Linked DNA regions of Homo sapiens: all the other regions are linked to region 3. Evidence: chromatin contacts called from ENCODE Hi-C or POLR2A ChIA-PET data. All regions are on one chromosome and are shown on one strand. Each heading gives the region's core, a stretch centred on a gene start or an enhancer-like site at or near the end of the contact. The rest is flanking DNA. Distances are from core to core; before and after follow the strand shown. Region 1 holds the start of CCDC167 (coiled-coil domain containing 167). Region 2 holds the start of C6orf62 (chromosome 6 open reading frame 62). Region 3 holds the start of PPP1R11 (protein phosphatase 1 regulatory inhibitor subunit 11).

The links. Hi-C counts contacts between places; a loop is a spot of excess contacts on that map. ChIA-PET counts read pairs that join two places held with the same protein, here RNA polymerase II (POLR2A). Pooled maps may share reads with other maps.
Region 1: a loop to region 3 is called in a pooled map, with 3 times the contacts of the local background. The contact joins the promoter of CCDC167 here to the promoter of PPP1R11 in region 3. A Hi-C loop is called at or near these places in 1 of 50 pooled maps. POLR2A ChIA-PET finds 5 or more read pairs at or near these places in 2 of 52 experiments (OCI-LY7 and activated CD4-positive, alpha-beta T cell).
Region 2: a map of dorsolateral prefrontal cortex shows a loop between it and region 3 (30-fold over the local background). The contact joins the promoter of C6orf62 here to the promoter of PPP1R11 in region 3. A Hi-C loop is called at or near these places in 1 of 168 maps with a recorded cell type or tissue (dorsolateral prefrontal cortex) and 9 of 50 pooled maps. POLR2A ChIA-PET finds 5 or more read pairs at or near these places in 1 of 52 experiments (A673).

The regions. Positions count from the first base shown.
Region 1 is chr6:37,498,593-37,501,332 of GRCh38, forward strand. CCDC167 (coiled-coil domain containing 167) reads right to left here and starts at 1,301. Exons shown (of 4, transcript NM_138493.3): 1 at 1,230-1,301. The coding sequence starts at 1,271. RefSeq lists an enhancer at 1,294-1,493.
Region 2 is chr6:24,717,819-24,720,574 of GRCh38, forward strand. C6orf62 (chromosome 6 open reading frame 62) reads right to left here and starts at 1,336. Exons shown (of 5, transcript NM_030939.5): 1 at 722-1,336. The coding sequence starts at 850. RefSeq lists an enhancer at 2,017-2,756 and a silencer at 2,380-2,549.
Region 3 is chr6:30,065,852-30,068,560 of GRCh38, forward strand. PPP1R11 (protein phosphatase 1 regulatory inhibitor subunit 11) reads left to right here and starts at 1,347. Exons shown (of 3, transcript NM_021959.3): 1 at 1,347-1,628. The coding sequence starts at 1,560.

The sequences.
Region 1 (2,740 bases), core at 51-2,550, 7.4 Mb after region 3:
GGGCGGGCAGATCACTTGAGGTCAAGAGTTCAAGACCAGCCTGGCCAACACGGTGAAACCCCGTCTCTACAAAAATACAAAAATTAGCCAGGCATGGTGGCACGTGCCTGTAATCCCAGCTACTCGGGAGGCTGAGGCACGAGAATCGCTTGAACCCAGAAGGCAGAGTTTACAGTGAGCCGAGATCACGCCACTGCACTTCAGCCTGGACAACAGAGCGAGACTCTGTCTTAAAAAAAAAAAAGCAGATTCCTTGTTAAGAATGCACATCAAAGTCCTACTGAATTACTCGGGGTGTGGGAAGAGTTCAACTCTCCATTTTTAACAAGCCCTGTGACTCTATGCATGCTAAAGTTTGAGAATCACTGAACTCACTAGTAAGCCTGAAGAAGACTATGACCCTGTACCTCTCCTGCAACCTCCGGGAGGATGCCCTAAGGGAAGGAAAACAGGGGAAGCAAGATGAATTTCCAGGAAGACCACCTGTGCTTGATTCCCAGGCTCCACCACTTCCACCATCTCAGCCTGGGTTCCACCTGGAACCTCAATTTCCTCATCTGTACAAACCTCACAGGCTTGCAGTGAGGATTAACAATGCAATGAAAGTAGCACATAGCGGTTGCTCAGTATGTATGTTTTCTTTCCCTTCTATATGCAGCAAATTATTTTTAAGCCATTCAGTGACATCACCAATTCCAGAATTCTCTTTACATATTCCCAAAGTAATTTTGAAGGTACAAGCTTCCATACTCCGGAGGAAAAATTTCCCCTTTTAGAGGATATTTAAACCATTAATAATATACACCAGAATGGGCTCCCTCATCTTTGAGTCCTAGCCCTTTGGGAGTTCTCCTTAGATTCTACAGGTCCCTATTTCTCTGGGGTCTCCCTCACCTCTGTACCCATCCCTTTTGTTCTGTGTCCCCCGCTTTGAGTTCCCTCACTTCTATGCCAGGCCGTCTTTGGGGCTCCCCTTCACTTCCATGTCTCTTCCTCTCTGGAGATGCCCTCTCCAGAGAGTCTGGTTCGCCCATCCGGCACCTCCTCGGGCTCCCTGTCCTCCGGGAACCCCGTGGGCCTTCTCACCCCTCCCGTCCCTCTCCCCAAACCGCGTCGCCCTCTCATCCTACGCTTGGCTCCTCCTCCTATCTATAGCCCAGCCTATCCCTTATCCCGCGGCCAGGAGAAGGCAACTAACGAGGTGGCCCAACCCCCACTTTTCCCCTCACCTCTAGAGCGACGCCCAGATTCTCCCGCTTCTTTTTAGTCATGTTACTTGCCGGGATCCCCCAGTCATCACTGGACGCGCCCACCAAGTCGCTATGTGCGCATGCTCAAGTCTTCGTGCTTCTCCCTCATTGGCCACCGAGTCAGCGGGAGGTGGGGCTGCTGCCGTCGCCATCTTGTTGAGGGGCGCGGCCGGCTTGGTGCGGACATGTTTATGAGGGGCAACCTCTAGCTTGAGACCTCAGCCTAGATGGGTGGAGGGTGGAAAAGTCGGTACAGGGAGGCAGAATGTACAGCCCGGGAGTAGACCTGCCCCTTTCTTCCCCAGTTTTAAGCCGCTTTGCATCACTGAGAGCCTTTTTTAACCCCATGTTCTCTTTCAGTGTGTTTTGTGTTTCAGCAACAACCCCGTCCCTGTTTAGGCCACGCCCCCCATTCAAAGTCTGTCCATCCTTCAAGGCCGGTGCTGGAGCCTTGAGCTTCTCGGCCAATGGAATCTGATAATGGCCCTCTATTGTTATTTCTCCTTTGTGTCTTGACTTCTTTTTTTTTTTTTTTTTGGTTTGTTTTATTGTAAGAACAACCTACAAACATCACAGAAAACATATAACTGAGAAGCAGCATCCTTTATTCTACCAACTTTATCAGTTCCTCTTTGCTTCTGTTTATTCCTCCCAGGCTTGGCCTCACACACAGTATTTTACATTGTTGTAATCGTACTATACTGTACACCATAGACCCACGGCCTTTGAAATGTTTTGACTGTGACCCTACGATAAAAAAATGTATTTTATACCATGGCCCAGTTACCCATGAAACCAAAACCAAAGTTTCACAGTAAGTACCTTTACCTCCTGTAATGCACTCTGTTATTTTGTATTCTTGCCTATTTAATTAAAAAAAAACAAAGTCGGGCACGGTGGCTCAGGCCTGTAATCCTGTGTCTGGAGTTGGTTCCTTCAGGTGGGTTCTTGGTCTCACTGACTTCACGGTGAGTGTTACAGCTCTTAAAGGTAGCACGGACCCAGAGAGTGAGCAGCAGCAGGATTTATTGTGAAGAGCAAAAGAACAAAGCTCCCACATCATGGAAGGGGACCTGAGTGGGTTGCCACTGTTGACTGGGGGATGGCCAGCTTTTATTCCCTTATTTGTCCCCTGTTACAGAGCACTGACTGGTCCATTTTACAGAGTGCTGATTGGTGCATTTACAGTCCTTTAGCTAGACACAGAGTGCTGATTGGTGCATTTTTACAGAGTGCAGATTGGTGCATTTACAATCCTTTAGCTAGACACAGAGCGCTGATTGGTGCGTTTTTACAGAGCACTGACTGGTGCATTTACAATCCCTAGGTAGACACAGAGTGCTTATTGGTGCATTATAATCCTTTAGCTAGACACAGAGCGCTGATTGGTGGGTTTTTACAGAGTGCTGATTGGCGCATTTACAATCCTTTAGCTAGACACAGAACGCTGATTGGTGCGTTTACAATTGTCTAGCTAGACAGAAAAGTTC
Region 2 (2,756 bases), core at 86-2,585, 5.3 Mb before region 3:
AATGTTCATTTTAAGTTGCAAAAAATACTGCTCTTATCATCCCATCCTTGACTACTCACAACTTACTGTTTGCTATTTAACTGCGGAACTAATTCTGATTAAGACCTCCACCGCCCCTAAAAATGAAACTTCCTCTAGGTCATTTTGAGTTTTTAAAAACTGTACTTCTATACAAGGCAAAATGAACTCTAAGTAAAAAAGAAAATCACACTTCTAAACACAAATTAACCATTTCAGTATTTAATTGCTCCTAAAAGGTGTATTCTACTTCATTAAATGTAAGAGAAAAGGTTACCTACATTACGCAGTTTAAGAAACAGGATAAACTTTAGCATATAAACAGTCTGATTACAATTTCACACTTTCAACCATCTTATTTATACTCTACATTAGATAATCTTTAAATTCCATCATAAGGTTTCCCATGTTAACTCCATATAAAATTTTGTAATCTTGCCCACCCCATGTCAACTCAGTGTATACTACTACTAAGCTTCAGACTCAAATTTATTTCCAAACCAAAGAACGCTCAAGGGTCTTTTCGCATGCTGCAACTGCTCAATTCACAGAATCACCCCTAAGGGTGAAAAAACAGAGCATACAAAGCAGACTTTTTTTCAACCACTCTTTAACCTAATATTCATAATAATTTAAGAGTAACAAATAATATACACTTACAAAAATTACTTGTGCTAATTCACCATTAAGAACTTTAAATTACCTTCTCCTTGAATACAAAGGCAATATACATCTTGAAGTCAAACTGGTCAGCTAGAGATTCTTTTTTCTTTCTAAGCTGAGCACGTAGTCTGTTCAGAGCTTGTTTCTTCCGGGAGTTTGGGTCCCCCATTTTGAAATACAGGTGGTACTAAAGCCTTTGGAAATTGTCACTAAACTATGGGCACTTTTTCTTAAGACTCAAGTACAACAGAAACAAGTCATTTTTTTTCCTGCTAATATGATTGATTAGCGAAAATCACGACTATAACCCAAAAACTGCACCTTCTGTCAATATTAGCAGACTGTCATATTACAGGGTCAAGAAACAAAAGCTGCTGTCCAGTCATGTTTGGACAATAACGTTTGGGGTCAGACGGGAAAAAGGGAGGAAAGAAAGGAAAGAAAGAGGAGAAAATAACTAACTTTCTGGAAAACACATTTGGCTTAACTGCCAAAATAAAGGCTTTGCGGAGAAATGAAAAGCCTATAATCAGGATTTAGGTGTGCAATAAAACACAGCTGACACCAGACCAATCCCTAAAATCCATCCGGATTTTCCCCCCTTTTTAGAAAAGGGATTAAGGAACAGGGAGGGGGAAGTGTGATCCTTGCTTTCCAAAAAAAAAAAAAAAAAAAACTCACCAAAACCAAAACCAAAACCAAACACCAAAACAGGGTAGGTGAATGAAACTGAAATATCCAATTAGATTTTACCCAGCCAGCTCCATGGCTGTAGTACCTAATTCTTAGTTATTTCAGATTTCACTATTGCTATGTATTGTCAGTGCTTGTTATTGATTACACTTGGTGGTGAGCATAGAGAAAAGTGCAAAATCGGTAGAGAAGGAAAGGGAGAGGTACAGGGTTTCCCTGCAATCAACTACAGTGTATACCGGGGGCGGGCAGCTGTGGCCCAAAGGAGCCATGAGAAAAAACAGCGGAGTCATTACCAACTTCCCCATCACCCACATTTTCACCCTCAGGCGGCTGCTAACGCTGCTGCCAAGGAGAATCATGACGGCAGAAGGAAAAGGGGTATATAATACGGTATTAATTATTCCGGCTCTGTGGTTAGACCTGATTAATGCCCGGGTTCCCAACACCCCCAGCCTGCAACTAGTCCTACATTCCCCAAGGGAGACTTCCCTGTGGATCTGCCCCCGTTCAAAATGGTGGGGAGTGCGATTTATCTTCTTGTGAGCATTGCCGAGGCAAAGGTGGCGGGTTCTTCTCCCAAATCCCAGGCGGTGCCCGGAGACCACCTGCCTTCCACCCCCGCAGGTCCCACCCCCACCCCTTGCCTTCAGCGGCAGCGACTCACTCGCACCACGGGAGACACAGGATCACTCAGGTTTTCACTCATTTCATCGTGGAAACAATTCCCGCCCGGGTGGAGTGGGCGGGAGAGGGTAAATGGGAAGGTTCAGTGGGGGAAAAAAAGAAAATAATTGTGTTAATATTACTTCTAAAGTAAGCCCACCCACCCTCCCCCCAAAAAATTAAGTTCCCGGATTAGCTCTCTCTCACGTTGAACAGACCATGTTTCCAGAGTTTGGATTGTTTAGGGTGGGGTCGTTAGTTGTTTCCCGAGGGGCAGGGGGTGGAATTGAGGCAGCTAGGGCGGGGTGGGTGACGGGGAAATCCCCTCCCTGTCCCCGCGGAGCCCGGGACTCACGGACCGACTCTAGGGCGGGGTTTGGGCCCTCTAGCCGCAGCCTGCGGGCGGAGCGGTGGCGGCGGCGGAAGAGGCGGCGGCGGCGGGGGCGCTGCTGGTAGCACGGGCAGGAGCCATGTCAAGAGAAAACCACCAGCCAACTGAGCCCCTCCATCCCCGCTGCAGTGCGCACCGTGACTGGACCGCCCGCGCTGCTGCCGCCGCTCAGCCCCCACCTGGGACCCATAGTCTGGCTCGGCGCCCTGGGCGGCAACGGAGGGGAAGGACGCGGAGACAGCGGCAACAGGGAGAGAAAAAGAAAAAGAGGAAAAACAAAGAGAAAGATGGGGAGTTGGATTGGTACTGGCGGCGGAGGGGGAAG
Region 3 (2,709 bases), core at 97-2,596:
CTATATCTTGCTTTTTTCTGTTTGAACTAAAAACTTTCAAGGGGAACAAATGCATACTCAGGTCCCGCATTCCTTGGCTCAAATAGTGATCAAGGGGTTACTGTAATAATTATCATATAATTGTGTGGCCCTTTATATATATTCAGAGCTCTCAAACATAGCTATCTTGTTTGACCCCCACAGCAACCTGGAGAATGGGCAGGGCAGTCTTCCCCACTGTACGTTTGAACTGTTCTGGCAGTTGACTTTCCTGACCCACTCCTGAAATCTGAAACAAACCTGTTCATGTTTCTACCCTACTTTAAGCCTTTCTCTGGCCCATAACAGTGATTGGATTAAGCTTAATTTCTTAGCAAAGCATACAGGTTCTTCCATATAACCACTGCCTACCTGTCAAGCTTCATCTGGCACTCCCTCAGATCCAAGCGGTACAAAACTCCATTTCCTGTAGTGCACACATCTACAACTTTTTAAGCTGCTCTTCTAAAAAAACCTACTTGTCGGCCTTCCTGGTTCTTGTTTTACCACTTTCTTTTGCTCTCTAAGAAACGTGCATATATTTTTATAAAATAGCCTATACTGTAATTTACGACCATTTCTCTGCTTCATCCTACTCATCACCCCAGAGAGAACGAATATGTTGGCAGTATGTAACTACATTCAGATTTACAAATCAGACATGGCATTTGTTAATGCCCCAGTGTTTCATATTTTTGTTAGTTTTCAGCATGCCTGTCTTTCCTACTAGAGCTAAAAGGCAGGGTCTGAGCGTCTTACGCGCCTCCATCTTCAAGGCGTAGCACAGTGACTGAAAAAAACTGACGTTGAACGTGCACTAAACTGAACTGCTCAAACACCTACAGGCACAGGGCGAGGGGTAGAACCACATCGCTTGACTCTTAAGTGTGTTTCCAACTGCTCCCACTTCCCGTTTTCTTTAGAGAAACCCAGACCAAACAAGGAAAGGGAAATAGGCCACGGTAGGGTCATTACTATTGCTCCTTAAGCTTCCTCGCCGGTCCACCTACCCAGACAAGGCAAACGGAAATCTGCAGCAGGACTCAGCTTGGTGCACACAACTCCGCCCTCGCCACACCCACTCTGCAGCGTCTGGCCCGGCAATACCCATCTGGGCGCCCCTCCTGCTTCCTCTAGGCTGTGAGTACGCGTGCTGCCCCAGACTCTCCCTCCTCCACCCACACCCGCAGTGACACCCCTTCCGCCAAATTTGTTTCTCTTTCTTTCAGCGCCTGCGCGCTGTCACGTTACGGCGGAACTAATCCAGCGACGCCTGCGCTTTGACGCATTTGGTGCCGTGGAAGGGAAAAAGGGGGACTGCAGTATGCGTCACACCCGGAAGCGGCGAGCCGGAAGTGGGGTTAGCCAGGTTATCCCCAGGGGTGGAGAAGCGGAGGCCCAGGAGGAGGGGGAATAAAGAAGGTGGAGGATCCTGGCTACCACTCTGAATCCGATACCGCTTCTCTTAGACCTCAGCGACAGAAAAAGGGAAGGGTGTCTCATCCCCCTTCCTCCTCTCCTCCCTGTCCTGAGCCTTAGCCATGGCCGAGGCAGGGGCTGGGCTGAGCGAGACCGTCACTGAGACAACGGTTACCGTGACAACCGAGCCCGTGAGAAAGGCGGGGGGGCGGTGCTGTTTAGGGGTCTGGGAGATACTGGGAGGGAGGGGACAGGGATTAGAAGAGTTGTTGGAGGAGCTAGGCCTAGGGATATGGGAGGTGTGGGGTTGAATATCTAGGGCTGGGAGAATCGGAAGGTATTGGAGCTATTTGGAGTGGCAGAGATGGTGCAGGAGGCAGGTCAAGGAACTTGTAATAGGGAGGTACAGTTAGGATATAGGTGTTGCTGCTTGGGGTGGTTATGTGTGTAAGTAATAAACGAAAGGGAAATTGAGGATTAAGGAGCCAGGAAGATGTTGGGAGGAAATCAAAGGTAGTGTAAGAAAGCATGGTTGGAGGCCAACTTATCAATATTATCAATATTGATATTCGAATAAATATTTATTGAATGGATGAATGTAAAAGGAAGTGGCAGGAATGAGGAAACAAGAAAAGGAGATGAAAAGAGGTATTTTGAGAAATCAGAGAGCAAAGATGTAAATGGAGAAACAAGAAGTATTTATCCAAAAACATGTTAAGTTGCCTTCAAAGGGAGAAGGTTGCATTGGGCTTAATACTCTTGGATTAAAGGAAGTTTAGTAATTAATAGATTAGTAATACTTGCTACTAGAGATGCCAGGATGCCAGAGAATAGGTGGATAAGAGGTAGGGAGGGCTGGAGCTTGAGAATGAGAGAGGTTTTGTTTGTTTTTTTAAGAGAAAAAGAATAGGGGATCTGGAAAAAGGAAGGGAGATCAAAGATTAGGTGCTGGGGACTGAAAAATAATTTTCATGTATTAATACTACCAAGGATGATTTGGGGAGGAAGACGGAGAAACAGCAAGGATTATATTTTCCTTTGAAGAGTTGCTGGGACCTTTCCTAGGTTAGGAATTGTGTCTTCTCTTATACTGGTGGTATAAGAACAGGAAATAATACTTATTCCTCAAGGGACTATCTGAGGTAAAAGACCTGTTCTGTTTTATCTTCTGTCAGCTCCTCTGGTGCTATGCCTATGGTACTGATTGAGCTAAAGAAGAAAAGAGAGGAGGTTCCCTGGGAGGGAGTGGGAAAGGTTAGTAAGAGGGGACTA